Linked DNA regions of Homo sapiens: region 1 is linked to region 2. The links are chromatin loops, found by intact Hi-C in ENCODE. Cell type or tissue: PC-3. All regions are shown on one strand. Links, peaks and the distances in the headings refer to the core of each region. The heading gives the core; the rest is flanking DNA.

Region 1 (8,345 bases), core at 197-8,196, 85 kb after region 2:
TCATCCAATTATAAATTACTAAAATTGCCCTAAATTTTAATAAGTGTATGCCTTGTTCAACAGAGGGGAAGCTAAAGGTGAAACTTGCCAGAGATTGTGACAATACTCATATGCAGCCCTCATTATAGGTCTGCACACGAAGGAAATGATCATAGCTGAAAGAAATAGAAAGTTGACTGCTATATAACCCTAGTGTGTTTTGATTTGCTCTGAAATTCTGTAGATTGTACAAGATCTTGAATAGATAGAATTAAAAGAATTCTTTTAATGACAGATGGCTACCTGAAGCTCTACTCTAAGCCAGAGCCACACATTCCCTGTATATCAGAGAGATGGCCTCAGTAATCAGGGGCACAAGGTTCACTCTCCTCCTCTCTCCTGCTCCCCTCTACCCCCGTCTCCCAATTTTGCAAGCACCTCCAGTGTGAATGTATTGTGCATACAAAAAGTAAGACGTGCTCCTGGTGTCAAGGAATTCACAGTGTCATAGAAGAAATAGCCACATAAACAGATCACTCCAGTGCATCGTCATAAGTGCAATGTAGAAATATGTTCGGAGCAGTCTCTGGGTATTACAGGAGGGCTAACTGACCCAGATGAGGAGTGGGAAATGAGACAATTAAACAAGAGAGTACTGGGCAACAATGCAAACCAAGTCTTTAAAGTTACATAGGAATTAGTAAAATAAACGGAATAGGCAGGGTGGCAAGAAACAGCATAGTGGCTGCAAGTGCACTATAAGTAGTTCCACATTGCTGAATCATAATATACAGGACAGGAGGTGGGAAATATAGAATAAAGAAGTTGGCATGAAATGAACAGAAAAGATCCATTTGTGTGATGGTAAAGTGCCTAGACTGGTAGTCCTAAAAGTGTGGTCCATGGACCAACAGTATCAACATCACCTGGGAACTTGGACATGTACATTCTTATGCCTTATCCTGGACCTACTGATCAGAAACTCTGGTGGTAGGGTCCAGCAATTGATGTTTTCAAAGGTGATTTTCGTGCACACTATGGTTTGAAGAACACTGGCCTAGACTATCTTGTAGTGGGAGGGGAAATTTTGAAGAGTGACATGGTCAGATTTGCATCTGAAGCCTCTGCTCAGGTCCCTATTTGTCCACCAAATCCCCATCCCCATCTATAGCAAAGCCAACCCGGTGACCTTTAGCTCAGAGAAATATTCAAAACTTCACGGTCTCCTGAGCCAGGCAATATTGGACGGTAGGGGCCCAGCTTATCAGCCATTTCTGGAAGGCCATTTCCATTACAGCATGCAATCTCTCATATTAATTCTAACCAAACAGTGCCTCTAAATGGTGATGAAGATTCTGACACAGAAACTGCTAGTTCTAGCTGATAGATCAAATTCCTTTAGGCCCAGTACTGAATTCAGCTACCCCAATGCTATCAATACCTCAGCCCACAACACCCCAGGCTTTTATTCCACTTCACACCTGTCACCATTACTTCAGAATTTTATGAATTCCAAGGCACGTTTTTCTTTCTTCCTGCTATAGTTCCTGTCATAGTCCCTTCCTGTTATAGTTCCTGCTATAACAGCCAAAAGAGGATCCATCTAGTCCCCGATCCTGTGTCCACACCTTGGTTTAGTCTTTTCATGAATCTTATAAAAACAAATCAGGAACATGACATCAAATACACATTTCCCTGCCTTTTATGATTTTAGAGATTACTGCCATAATTAAAGGCCACTTCAGAAGATGGACTTACATTTGGGAAACAAAGTAAATTGTATTTTCCTACATATTTATAAAACTATAGAGCTGGGTAACATCAAGCTACTGGGATGGAATATGTCCTGAAAAAATCCTTATCATAGGAATATCTTATTGACTACAAAATATATATTTGGACCATTTTGAGATATGACCTCATCATCAATGAAAAATTATTTTGTAAAAAATTTCATGCAGACACCATACATACTTAAACTTTGAGATATTGGTCTATCTTAACCATAAATCTGTAAGTTTTATTTTTAGCACTGGAATTTTTTTAAGTACCATTCATACCACCCTCCAATATATGAAATAAACAGAAGTCAAGTCACTCTGGTTGAAGCTCAGGAAGGGGGAACAGAGTACCAGCTGTCAGCACCTTCCTTCTCCCCATTAGCAGTGCCTGATGCACTTCCATAGGCCCATTGTTTTAGAATCATTGATCTAATTTGCTCCCAGCGGGCATGAATAATCCCACTCCACTAATAAGGCTCATCTGAGTTGTATCAGATTCTTCAGAGAAACAGAACCAGTATAATTTGTGTGTGTGTATTCACTCCTTAAATAAATATATATATCCCTTAAATATCTTTATATATGAATATACTTACATATAATATTTATATATATAAAATAAAGACTATTTTGTCCGGGCACGGTGGCTCACACCTGTAATCCCAGCACTTTGGGAGGCTGTGGTGGGCAGATCACAAGGTCAGGAAATCAAGACCATCCTGGCCAACATGGTGAAACCCCGTCTCTACTAAAATACAAAAAATTAGCCGGGCATGGTGGCACGTGCCTGTAGTCCCAGCTACTTGGGAGGCTGAGGCAGGGGAATCGCTTGAACCCAGGAGGTGGAGGTTGCAGTGAGCCAAGATCACGCCATTGCACTCCAGCCTGGCAACAGAGCAAGACTCCATCTCAAAAAAAAAAAAAAAAAATTAGCCAGGTGTGGTGGTGTGCATCTGTAATCCCAGCTACTCAGGAGGCTGAGGCAGCAGAATCGCGTGAACCCAGGAGGCGGAGATTGCAGTGAGTCGACATCGCGCCGTTGCACTCCAGCCCCGGTCACAGTGAGAGACTCCGTCTCAAAAAAAAAAAAAAAAAAAAAAGATATTTTTAAAGAATTGGCTCATGTGATTGTGGGGCTGGCAGTCTGAAATCTGTTAGACATTCCATCAGGAATTGATGCCTTCCTGAGTCCCAAGCCAGACTGGAGTCAGAACTTCTTCCTTGAGACCTCAGTCTTTTCTCTTAAGGCCTTTAACTATATGAGACCCACTCACACCATAGTGGTTAATCTGCTTTACTTAGTGTCTGCTGATTTAAATGTTAGTTACATCTAAAAAAATACCTTCACAGCAACATCTAGACTGGTGTTTGATCAAACAACTAGGCACAATAACCTAGAGAAGTTGGCACATAGAATTAGCTAACATAGTAGCTGAACCCAGCTTGGGCTGAGTTTCCTGGCTCATGTAGAAATAAGAAAGGCTCAAAAAATTGCTGACCAGAGATGAAAAAAGCATCTTGTAGTGCCAATGTGATCAAAAGATGCTACTTTGAAATGATTAATGTCCAAAACTACAGGTCGAGCAAGGGCCACAAGCAGAGTAAAGAAGGCCTAATTTTAGTGAATTTGGCTTATCTCAAAAATGAATCCTAGAGTAGAAATTCATCACCAAAGTTCTGCCAGAAACGAAAAGCTTTTCATTAAAGATCTATTAATATTTGAGGTTGATAAATTGAGGTTGAAACTCTAGCAGATTGGAGTTTCATACATAACTGGGACCTGTTTCCTAGCAGCTGGTTCTTGTTACCAGGGATGTAAATGATGAAAATAAAATTTTTGCCTTTTGAAAGCTGAGCTCATACTTCTTTTTCAAAAGACTATTAGCTCTTTAACCTAAAAAAAAAAAAAGATTCAGAAAGGAGTGGCTGAATAACCAATACAGTATGGTTCACTCATGCATTATTTAATCACTCAGAAAGTTTTTGGAATGTAAGTTGTGTACTTTTACACTACACAGCCCAAGTCTCAGAACGGGCCCCTCTAAACCCACTCCCAAGCTGAACTACACACATTACTATGCTGGTACCACTCTTATTTTGGCCTCATGTGTTGGATCAGGGCAGCCATTTTAAAAAATTGACAGATGACATTGTATGTTTTTATTGTATACATGATGTTTTGAAGTATATATACATTGTAGAATGGTTAACAACTCTAGCTAGTTTAAAAATACATTAACTCACATAGCTGTCATTTTTGTAATGAGAGCACATAACTTCCACTGTTTACATTTTTCAATAATACAATATACCATCAACTATAGTCACCTTGCTATACAATAGATATCTTGAAATTTACTCCTCCTATCTAACTGTAATTATGTATCCTTTGACCAGCATCTTCCTATACCCTACCCCTCTAGCCACCCTAGTCTCTGGTAACTACCACTATACTCTCTACTTCTATGAAATCAGCTTGTTTAGCTCCCACATGTGAATGAGACCAAGCAATATTTGAGTTTCTAGACCTGGCTTTTTTTATCTATTTACTTATTTTTGAGACAAAGTCTCACTCTGTTGCCCAGTCTGGAGTGCAGTGGCGCGATCTCGGCTTACTGCAACCTCTGCCTCCCAGGTTCAAGCGATTCTCGTGCCTCAGCCTCACGGGTAGCTGGGATTATAGATGCATACCACCATACCCGGCTAATTTTTGTATTTTTAGTAGAGGCAGGGTTTCACTGCGTTGGCCAGGGTGGTCACGAACTCCTGACCTCAAGTGATCCATCCGCTTCAGCTTCCCAAAGTGCTGAGATTACAGGTGTGAGCCGCTGCGCCCAGCTGGGCTTATTTCATTTAACATAATGTCCTCCAGGTTCATCCATGTCACAAATGTCAGGATTTCATCCTATTTTTATGGCTGAACAGTATTCCATTGTGTATATTTACCATATTTTTTTCTTTCTCCGTTTATTCATTGCTGGGCATTTAGATTGATTCTGTATCTTGCATAGTGTGAATAGGGCTAAAATAAATATGGGAGTACAGATATCTCTTCACCATAGTGATTTCATCTCCTTTGGATATATACCCAGTAGCGTGTGTACGTGTGTGTTTAATTTTCATTTTGACTCAGTGTTCTGTGGAAAACTTTAATTCACTTAAAAAGGCTGAACTAAAAATATCAATAAAGTTTCACTTTCAGCACAAAACTAGAAATGATGTAAATACAATTTTTTTATCTTGAAGAATTATGATTTTAAGTTGGAGGAGGGATGAGGGAATTAACAACTGTGTTTATGCTATTGGCGTATGTCTTGGCCAGTTTTGCTAGTAAACATCTTTGTCAGTTCTATGGGAGCAATTAAACATGAAATATGCAAGTTTTGAATATTGCCAAGTCTTCAGGAACACGTCACTCTCATAAAATGAAACCGTATTGTACTTTCTCTGCTTTAGTCATATGCCTGTACCATTCATGTCAATAAAGTTTCTTTAATTTGTTGACTGGCATCTGGGTTTTAAGAAGCAGAGAAGAGAATCATGATAAATTTATGTTTCAGGCTATTAAGCGATATTTAGAAAAACTGAAATAAATAGTTAATTGGATACAGTCATCTTGTTAGCTTTAATAGTTTTTCTGCCTTTTTTGCAGTCATGAAACTCTTTGACAACCTAAAGAAAGCTATGGGTCTAGGGCCGGGCGCTTGGGAGGCCAAGGCGGGCAGATCACTTGAGGTCAGGAGTTCAAGATCAGCGTGGCCAACATGGTGAAACCCCCATCTCTACTAAAAATACAAAAAAATAGCGGGGTGGGGTGGTGGGCGCCTGTAATCCCAGCTGCTGGTGAGGCTGAGGCAGGAGAATCATTTGAACCTGGGAGGCAGAGGTTCCACTGAGCCAAGATCATGCCATTGCACTCCAGCCTGGGTGACAGAGCTAGACTCCGTCCCCCTCCAATCCCCCCCTACCACCGAAAAAAAAAAAGAAAAATGGGTCTAACCCCCAGAAGAATGCATACATGTTCATGTACACTCCACTTTACCTATGTGTATTACAGACCCCAAGTAAAAAAATCCCTCCTTAGATATAGGATATTTGTGGAGTGGAGCTCTGCATAAGCAAGCACAGGTCCTCTAACAGAGCCACCTCTACCTGCAGTTTCAGCAGTCAGCCTCTAGCTTACTAGGTGCATGTGTAGATAGAATGTAGTCCTGGGTTCCAATTACCCTTCCATCAACCTTCCTAAATGTTCTGGGACTTCTCTTTGTATTCAGGATCAAAGAATTTTAGACTATTAAACCAAAGGTGAAACAAGATTCCTGATGTTACAAATATTTACAACTATTTTTTTTGGTAACTATCAGAGAGCACTAATGACAACTAAAACAATTCAGAAACACACGGAATAGAACAAACTACACAATGTGCTAAATTTCATATGATAAAATCTGACTTAGGTAATCAGGGATAGTTTTTTCTTCAAATAGTTTATTAAATCAATTTGTACCAGAAACACACGCACACACAGGCACACATATATACACATATACATATATGGGCATACATAGTGAAGCTCTGAAATTACAGGAACATACATAGTATTTATGTTAATATATTTTTGAATATTATTTATCAAGACTATGCCTTTCTTGAAAAGATATCAAGATCTGAAAATCCAAAAATATAAAACAAGAATCTGTGGATTTTCATTTAAAAAGTAATTCTTGGGCCAGGCGCAGTGGCTCATGCCTGTAATGCACTTTGGGAGGCTGAGGCAGGTGGATCATGAGGTCAAGAGATAGTAACCATCCTAGCCAAAATGGTGAAACCCCGTCTCTACCAAAAATACAAAAAAAAAAAAAAAAATTAGCTGGGCATGGTGGCGTGTGCCTGTAGTCCCAGCTCCTCGGGAGGCTGAGGCAGGAGAATCGCTTGAACCTGGGAGGTCAAGGTTGCAGTGAGCCAAGATAGCACCATTGCACTCCAGCCTGGGCACAGAGCCAGACTCTGTCTCAAAAAAAAAAAAGTAATTCTTAATTTTAAAAAAGTACAAAATTATTTATTCAACTAGAAGTTCTGTCCATTCAACTACTTGTCACACATCTGTATAAAAGGGCATTTACTCAGAGGATTATTTTATTATTATCAGAAAACATAAAAGGTGAGTTGAAAGATATCAAAAAAATCTCTATTTTAAAAGGACACTTTGGAGCCATAAAAATCATTATTTTTCTCTAGCAGACCAAAAGCTAAAGATCATTTTCAGGGGGATGGACCAACAGCAATGGATAGGGCCTGAATTCTCAGATTTCCCATAGCATCAGTGGAGAGAGAAAACTTCCACTTTATGAAGCTAGATTAGAGCAAGTGTTAACAAAATAAAGTCTTCTACACATTAAAAAAAATCTCATACCGGCTCATTAAGGGAGCAAGGGAATTACTAGAAATAACTCTGAAATTCTTTCCCACAAATACTGAACTTTCATTCTTTTTAAAATGCGTGTCTGTCAACAATTACAAGAAGGAACAGTAAGACAAGGAAAACAAAGAAGTTGCTGATTATAGGTTCTGTTATGAACAAATATATATTTTTAAATTTTATATTTTCAATGGTAGACATGATTTCTTACATGTTTATAATAATTGCACTTGGGTTGATTCCTAGAAACTTGGGAAAGTATAATCACATAGTTTATAGGTTTTACATTTACTTTTAGAAAGGCAAATCATCTCATGCATTCCTATAAGAAAAAATACCTTTGTGAATTCTTGGGTTTATACTCCTAAAATATAAAAATGCTTTCTCAGGAAAAATGAATTATGATCAAAATTTTAAAAATCAGAGATGCAGAACTCAATCAGAAATTCCCTTCATAGGCTAGGGGAAGTGACCAAGGATAAATCAAAACACTAAGACTAAAAATGTTTCAGGTACTGGTTGTGTCTTCAGTGTTTTCCCTGAAGCCCAAATCAGATTTAAGTAAGATGTAAGAGGTATGAGAGGTCTGCCTTGAATCCTAGAGCTTGGAAAGTCTTTTGGAAAAGACATGGAGAAAAGAAACACCTTTGTGAAAACCTAGACAACTATGGCCGAGTGACTGGGATACATTTGTAACAACGTAGAAAAGGTGAAAAACAACAAATTCTATATACAGGTGATTGATGATTTAAAATATCAAAATAAACTTTAAAAGTCCTTTATACCATTGAAAACATACACTTTACAAAAGCACTATACCATGTAATTCAGATTCTGAGACCTGTACACACTTAAAAGCAGAAAGTGTTTGCAGTACTACTTATAACAGCATCACCTAAAACACCAGTCTTCAACCAACAGGTGATAAATGGCAGCACAAATAAATTATCTAAAATATATTCTCCCTTAAATTTGTTTTATAAAAATCCTGCCTAGGGCTGAAATTCATCAACTTCTGAAAAATAAGAATTTGGAAAATCTCACTTTCAAATGTCCAAGAAGAAATCTCATAACCATGGCTCAGTGGCTTCCTTTGGTGACAAAAACAGGGTAAATCGATGTTATAGTTCATCAATATCACAAAATGGATTGTAGGTTGCATTTGC
Region 2 (8,332 bases), core at 1-8,000:
TGAAAATAATTCTGGAGATGGTAGTGATGGTTGCTGTTCTTTGTTCTTTTACGTGGATGCAGTCAAGTGCATCCACAAGAAGAGACACAGGAGATGTTCAGGAAAACACAGACATGGTGGACCACTCAGGGCCACATGAAAAAGCATCGGTTTCAGTCAGGAGGCAGAGAGGCAGGAGGGTGGGGAGGACCTGGGCCAAGCCTTTATTGGAGTTTCCACAAGAAAGGCAGAGCAGGGTAAACAGTTTAGGATTGGTTAGGTTGAATAATTTCAGCAGGCTCTAAGCTATAGGGGTGGTCCCTAGTTGCCTGGTACCTGGCATTGGAATGATAAAAGCAGAGGAATAAATATTTCCTTGATAGAAGAGTTCTGGCCCTGGATAGGTTAGTCTGTATATCAAAGACATGCTCCCAGCCTAACTCTTTGCTATCTCTACAAATTAGCTAGCCCCGGAGGGGCATTCTCTCCCAGCCAAGAAGAATTTAAGATGTCAAAGCATAATATGCAGAAAAGTGAAAATATAAACAATATGATTGCCCCACAATGTAAATGTATTTAATGTATAGCTGAAAATGGCAAAATGGTAAATTTTATGTTATATTTATTTTACCACAATTTTTTAAAATCCCAGTATCCATAAGATCAAAAATATAGTAATCTAGGCAAAAGACAAGAACCAAAAGAAAAAAATGGGGAGGTAGAAGACAAAACTTACATCAAGAATTTCGAGGGTCACTGAAGTATGTCTCTTCTCCAAGTATAAAAGAAGGAACTGGCTGGGCGCAGTGGCTCACACCTGTAATCCCAGCACTTCGGGAGGCCAAGGCAGGCAGATCACTTGAGGTCAGGAGTTCAAGACCAGCCTGTCCAACATGGTGAAACCCCATCTCTACTAAAAATACAAAAATTAGCCAGGCGTGGTGGCGGGTGCCTGTAATCCCAGCTACTCAGGAGGCTGCAGCAGGAGAATCACTTGAACGCAGGAGGCAGAGGTTGCAGTGAGTGGAGATCACGCCACTGCACTCTATCCTGGGCGACAGAGTGAGACTCCATCTCAAAAAAAAAGCCGTCTTCTACAAAATATTGGTCACCTCCAAAGTGCAAATTTTAAGCAATTCTCAAAATTACCCAGCATAGTAGATGATAAAGGAAAGGAAACAGTACAGAATTGCTTCATCCTCTACAACCAATTTTCACTTCTCATTATTCTGTCACGCTCTAAAGACATTCAGGAACTCTGATGTGGGTTATTCTCCCCTGAAAACCTGACTCATCTTAATGTGTGAAGCTGCAACACCAGAGGCTATGCCTTTTCTGCACTTCTTGGCTGGCCAATTCAGTGTGAATATGTTCTCTGGTTAAACTAGATCATCAACTCAGCTGCAGGCCCTTTCTACAGGAGTGCTCAGTTATGCATCATGTGCACACGTGTGTGTGCATATGTAATCACTAATATGTGTTTTAATCTGTAGACCTATGTGCATCATTATCCTGAATTTCTTACCTCCAAATCACTCTTTTAACACACCAGCCTGTGTAGTTTTCATCCAAAATAGTTTAACTGACAAGAAAGCTATTGCTCCATTGCACCTCCTCACCTAGCTTTCCTCTACTCTCTGGGAAACCCACCATCAATTCTTCTTTTTCCTTACTCATCTGCCAAATCTTTTCTCCATTCCCTATGCCAAGATTCTCCGGCATAAACACCTATGGCTGCCAAACCTTCCTGCTCTTGTCCCAACATAAGCAAACTGAAGATGACTACCCTTTGCGCTCTCTGCAATTTGCTTTGTATATCCAGTTGCCAGATGCCTGCAGAGTAAGTACTCAGAGAAGGGAAACAAGCTGCTCCTTCTTCTGCAGAAGGCGAGTGAAGAAAAGAGGGGCTAGGTGTCTAAAGCCATTGGTAAGAAAGACCCTGGAGCCTTATAAAGCACTGGTTTTAAATGACTAGGTGTGATCTACCTTTGTTTTCCTCTTTTCTGTGAATTTTGTAGAAGTGTGATCTTTATCAAGATGCATTATTCCATTCCTTCCAACCTGCCCAAACATTTATGTTGCTCCCTAAATAACTAAGAAATCGTTTGAGGGCTGGTAGAGCAGTTTGGTCCATATGTAAAGATGTGTCAGCTTTCCAGTGTTCAGGACATTGTTCTGAGGCCTTTGCTCTAATACAGGCCTGCACGTAGCACACAGTGAGCACTGCACTGGCATCAGGAGAGTTGGAATTTGCATCCTGATTTGGCCACTAACCAGCTCTGGGTACTTGAGCAAATTATCTAATTTTCTATACCCCAGTGTCTGCATTTGTAAAATGGATATAATAACAATGAACACTGTGGAGCACTTAGGATGTGAGCACTGATCTAAGTAGCTTACACATATCACTTCCTATCATCCTTTCAGCAACTCTATGAAGTGGGTATGTTATTATTATCACCCATTTTAAAGATGTCAAAACTGAGGCACAAAGGTTCATTATTAATATCTTGCCATTGATCTCAAACTATATACAGAGGTAGGATTCAAACCCAGTCCAATGGCCAGAACTCATACTCCCACTCAGGGTGTTCCATTGCAGACCCTGTCTCGCTGAATTGTGATCATTAGATTTAGTATTTGGAAGTAAATGTAACATGTTATTAGTTTTCCTGAAGTTCACTTCCCTATCTGTTAAAAAGAGACAATCTCTAAGTTTCAGAGTTTCTATAAGGAGTAGAGATAAAGCGGGGTTAGTACCCAGAACAATTCATGACACATATATTAGGTTATTGATACACTGGAGCTACTAATATTATCATTATTATTTATATTGTTAAAAGATTCTATTCTAGATGACAAGAAAAGTTTATTTCTCTCCACTCCCAATGACACCAAGACATTGTGCATGGTGTTAATGTTAATTGCATTCCACAGAAAACATGCTTTCATTGAGTTCAAGGGGAAAAAATACATTCATTATGTTACAGTTTACATAAGGAAGAAAGGTAAGATTCCCAACCCCCACCTTTCGTTCCCCACCACTACCACAGACAAAACATGGTTTTGCTTTTAAATCTCAAGACATAACATAGGGTCTAAGCCTGTCTACTGCTACGATGTAAAACTAACATCATTTTTCCCCTTTGCTTCTTACAGATTTTTGCATATATGAATGAAACCTCTTCCCGAAAGGAAAAATGGGACCTCCAAGCTCTTAGGTTTTTATCAATTAATTCAATAATTGACCCTTGGGTCTTTGCCATCCTTAGGCCTCCTGTTCTGAGACTAATGCGTTCAGTCCTCTGTTGTCGGATTTCATTAAGAACACAAGATGCAACACAAACTTCCTGTTCTACACAGTCAGATGCCAGTAAACAGGCTGACCTTTGAGGTCAGTAGTTTAAAAGTTCTTAGTTATATAGCATCTGGAAGATCATTTTGAAATTGTTCCTTGGAGAAATGAAAACAGTGTGTAAACAAAATGAAGCTGCCCTAATAAAAAGGAGTATACAAACATTTAAGCTGTGGTCAAGGCTACAGATGTGCTGACAAGGCACTTCATGTAAAGTGTCAGAAGGAGCTACAAAACCTACCCTCAGTGAGCATGGTACTTGGCCTTTGGAGGAACAATCGGCTGCATTGAAGATCCAGCTGCCTATTGATTTAAGCTTTCCTGTTGAATGACAAAGTATGTGGTTTTGTAATTTGTTTGAAACCCCAAACAGTGACTGTACTTTCTATTTTAATCTTGCTACTACCGTTATACACATATAGTGTACAGCCAGACCAGATTAAACTTCATATGTAATCTCTAGGAAGTCAATATGTGGAAGCAACCAAGCCTGCTGTCTTGTGATCACTTAGCGAACCCTTTATTTGAACAATGAAGTTGAAAATCATAGGCACCTTTTACTGTGATGTTTGTGTATGTGGGAGTACTCTCATCACTACAGTATTACTCTTACAAGAGTGGACTCAGTGGGTTAACATCAGTTTTGTTTACTCATCCTCCAGGAACTGCAGGTCAAGTTGTCAGGTTATTTATTTTATAATGTCCATATGCTAATAGTGATCAAGAAGACTTTAGGAATGGTTCTCTCAACAAGAAATAATAGAAATGTCTCAAGGCAGTTAATTCTCATTAATACTCTTTATTTATCCTATTTCTGGGGGAGGATGTACGTGGCCATGTATGAAGCCAAATATTAGGCTTAAAAACTGAAAAATCTGGTTCATTCTTCAGATATACTGGAACCCTTTTAAAGTTGATATTGGGGCCATGAGTAAAATAGATTTTATAAGATGACTGTGTTGTACCAAAATTCATCTGTCTATATTTTATTTAGGGAACATGGTTTGACTCATCTTATATGGGAAACCATGTAGCAGTGAGTCATATCTTAATATATTTCTAAATGTTTGGCATGTAAATGTAAACTCAGCATCAAAATATTTCAGTGAATTTGCACTGTTTAATCATAGTTACTGTGTAAACTCATCTGAAATGTTACAAAAATAAACTATAAAACAAAAATTTGAAAATGGAGTAGTATTTTATGAACTCCCTCAAATAACATTTTGTGATTAATATAAACATAGTATCTTTTAAATGAGTTCAAAGTGGAAAAATTATATTTAATTTGGCAGATTCGTAAAGTGTGGTTGCCAGGTTTTAAAGTGAGGTTGCAAATTAGAGTTTAAAATATTCATTATAATACTTGGTATTAGAAGATATTTTTTTCCTCCAGTTTTTACCCTTCCAGTATGATCTTTAAAATAGTAGAATCATCTTATTTTTTTCATAGTGATATTATTGGATAGCCACTCCTTAAAAAAAAAAAAGAGATGCTTGTTTTCTCCAAAGTCTCATTGAGTTGTTTATCCAAAGCTATTTCCTTTAAGCAGTTATCAAACTAGCTGATCACTTAGAATGATTTCAAACCAATCTAGGCATCAGTGTATTTTGATACAAACAATCTACGTCAAATCAGCTCTTAAGAAGAATAAATAAGTGGTTTGCTTTTCTACAAATTTAAACAAGCCAGGCAAAATTTAACTTAACTAAAATCTAGACATGTAAATAAATCTTCCCTGTCCACCAGGCATTCTAAAGTTAAGAAATTATTCTAAATGGGACTAATTAGGCCCATGGGTAATTCCTAAACATAAAATTCTGAAGTTGCTTTGAACTAGAAGATTAATTACTTTTATCAGATGACTTGTTTTTCTCCAGATGAAAATGTCAACTACAATTTTTCACCCCACCTTACTGCCCCCCTAAAATCCCAGAATAATGCCTGAGAACTGAAAACAAAAACACAAAATTGGACATAATATCACTAGCAGGAACAAAATGATTTGCTCTGGAGCCCAAAGTATAAGAATTTAAGCCACTTATTTAAGCACTGGTATATTTCTAGAACTCTGTTTCCTCATGTACTCCTGTTCCATGTACTGTGCTGAACGACTAAATCCTGGTATTTCATTTATACCAATATATATGTAGAAGGAGTTGAAAGTAAAAATACTCTGTAATAGTCATTACCTCCTATTAATGGCAATTTAAAGGTAGCTTAGAAAAAAATTACTAAAATTAGATATGTAAATATTCCCTTTCTAAAAATCCTGTCACATCAGACATACCTGTTTAAGTTACTGTTTCATCATCAAGTTAAATAAAAGAACAGAATTTACTTAGCCTGATATATTAAAGACTGAATTGTGATAAAAGAAGATCTAGACTTTATTCTTTGCCCCTAGTAGTCAGAATGAAAAGGGAGAAAGAAACCATAGTCGGGATTCCCTGCAGCATGCCAGCCCTAAGTTTAGGTGTTTCGATATGAGATGGACCAAGCTCTCTGCTCTGAGCTGAATTGTTCCTAAATGGTTCAGTGTGGCCCTGGTCATCTTTTCCAAGAAAGAACTGAAAAATTCTGGTGCTAAATTGTGGCCTTGAATCTCCAAAAATCTGATCGGGATCTGAGTTTGTTTAGAAGGTATAAGATGACTCTAGAAGACCTGCATCACAAAGTGGGTTGGACCCATGACAACCCAGAGCAAGACCGAAACTCTAGAAACCACTCCAACTCCAAATCATGATGCTTGCAGAGGTCTCGAACCCTGAGGAGGGAGGGCAAAACTGATTCACATCACTACACGCTCATGTAACTCAGTTACACTTTGGCATCTCTGTCTCCTCAGCATCAGTGCACTTTGAGAGAGGGATTGTCCTAATGCTAATGGCAGGTCAGCTCTGATCTGAACCAAGAAATAACAACACATTCCACTTTAGAATTTGATGACTTTGAAAGGCAAGGGGAGACAATTAGCTCTCACTTAGGCAGAGTTTTGTTTATTTCACTTAGCTTAAGCCAAATCTAATGGTTTTTGGAACTTGGGAAGAGCCACTACTTGAGACAGTTATAGAGAGAGATGCATTCCTCTCTATAAATGAGTATTTCATTCATGTCGACTTGCAATGCCTGCTCTTACTTGCTCTGTTACAACCTGAATATTTGATGCCTCTCTTCTGCCTTCATCAAACACTCACTCCACTGGCTTTCCTCTCAATCACCTAACAGCACTATAATTGATTTTTAAATTTACAAGTCGTTTTGATGACCTAAAATACACACTATGGAAAGAAGTATTATTTTAGCAATTCACAAAAGCTACATTTTAATTTATACATGGGCCAAGGCCATGTATTAGGCATTACTTATTTCAGAAAATTACTTTTTTTTTCCTGGCAGCTTTTGTGTTACTATACAAAAAGAAATTAAGTATATTCTCTTGAATGATATATTTTTATTTCTTATGAAATGTATGTATTATTTAAGGTCAATTTTAGTGGTTTAATTCTGTGATCCATGTATTTCACGGCACATGATAAATCCTAATAAGGTTAGGGATTAGTATCATCTTAGATACCCATTTAGTGGCCCCTCTGACCTCTTTACACACATCTGGCTCTTATTTCTGATTCTCAATGGCGGTGGTGGGTGCTAGGGGTGATGCTATATATTAATTAACTCTGAGTAACTGTCAAGAAAAATGATAATACACAAATGGGACAAATTTGCGTTTCATAGAATGCAATGAAGATTGGTACACATGGGAGAATGTAGAGGAATGAGTAAGTATAAAAGAGAGAGGAGGCCGGGCGCGGTGGCTCACGCCTGTAATCCCAGCACTTTGGGAGGCCGAGGCGGGTGGATCACGAGGCCAGGAGATCGAGACCATCCTGGCTAACACAGTGAAACCCCGTCTCTACTAAAAATACAAAAAATTAGCCGGGTGTGGTGGTGGGCGCCTGTAGTCCCAGCTACTCGGGAGGCTGAGGAAGGAGAATGGCGTGAACCTGGGAGGCGGAGCTTGCGGTGAGCCGAGATCACGCCACTGCACTCCAGCCTGGGTGACAGAGCGAGACTCCGTCTCAGAAAAAAAAAAAAAAAAGGAACAAGAGAGACAGAAAGACAACAGGGCATATGACACCTCACCATTTTGGTGCCCTCCTCCAGATCTTATCCAAGTTATCAGTGCCCATCTAAAAACAGTGGGCCAGAACCAAACACCAGTAATTCTAAACCAGTCTTACCAATACTGAATGCTGATAGATCAGTTCCTGGCTTAATCTGGATATTATGTTTCTATTAATGCAACCTGGGATTACAAAGCTATCTAGAAACCAGGTCCTGTCTTTAAAACCTCCAACAGATGGAAGAAGCAACAGCATTCCAGTTTACATAGAGGAAAACTGGGTGTGCAGGGGTGAAGTGAGTTGGTCACTAGGGACATCCTCATAAGATACCCTTATGATTATGGTGCTGATCTTGCCGCCCTGAAACCACACAGCCATCATTTCTCTCTTGTCTCTTATCTCTTGCTTTTGGATTGGCTGTGTACACTAGGGATAGGGAGCTTTGGGCTTGTCAGTTGAACCTGGTCTTTTGGGTTAATAATTTTGCCCCTGAGATTATGTGCAACTAGATGCCAGTGCCCTACCCCAGAGAACAGTTCTCTTGAAGTGGAACTCACTGCTTTTAGTTATCAAACAACATTTTTACTAGAGTTAATTGGCAATACTCATCTCAGTCCTAAGAGTGTGCCTGATAGATCATGATAAATAAAATGTTTAACAATTCAACAGCAGCACAAGCAAACCTTTGAAGACATAGTGGAGACTTTTTCAGCTCTTACAGAGCTTCTCAGTGTGTCCACATTGTGAAGTGTTCAGAGAACAAGCCAAAAAGCCCTAGAGTTTTGAAAACCCAATGTTAACTTTTTATGTTTTTAAAAATAAATGTCCTCATGTTCCCCGCAGGATGAAAGGTATGATAACCAAAACACT

Evidence for each region. Hi-C counts contacts between places; a loop is a spot of excess contacts. Peaks named below come from ENCODE experiments on the same cell type or tissue, not always from the same donor. Only the 100,000 strongest peaks of a DNase experiment are listed, where the experiment ranks them.
Region 1: it touches region 2 in a loop (5-fold over the local background); 13 of 110 quality-filtered maps call a loop at or near these places.

Annotation. Positions count from the first base shown.
Region 1 is chr14:52,409,066-52,417,410 of GRCh38, forward strand. No RefSeq gene overlaps it. Among named protein-coding and RNA genes, the nearest start is that of PTGER2, 99 kb to the left of the region's middle. In PC-3, for the core only: no CTCF peak of the experiment used is centred there; a DNase peak (open chromatin) is centred at 5,186; H3K4me3 peaks cover 366 bases; H3K27ac peaks cover 735 bases.
Region 2 is chr14:52,324,083-52,332,414 of GRCh38, forward strand. It overlaps PTGER2 (prostaglandin E receptor 2), which reads left to right. Exons shown (of 2, transcript NM_000956.4): 2 at 3,139-4,516. The coding sequence ends at 3,372. Among named protein-coding and RNA genes, the nearest start is that of PTGER2, 14 kb to the left of the region's middle. RefSeq lists enhancers at 1,041-1,090, 1,111-1,160, 1,301-1,450. In PC-3, for the core only: no CTCF peak of the experiment used is centred there; DNase peaks (open chromatin) are centred at 3,659 and 4,369; H3K4me3 peaks cover 775 bases; H3K27ac peaks cover 2,635 bases.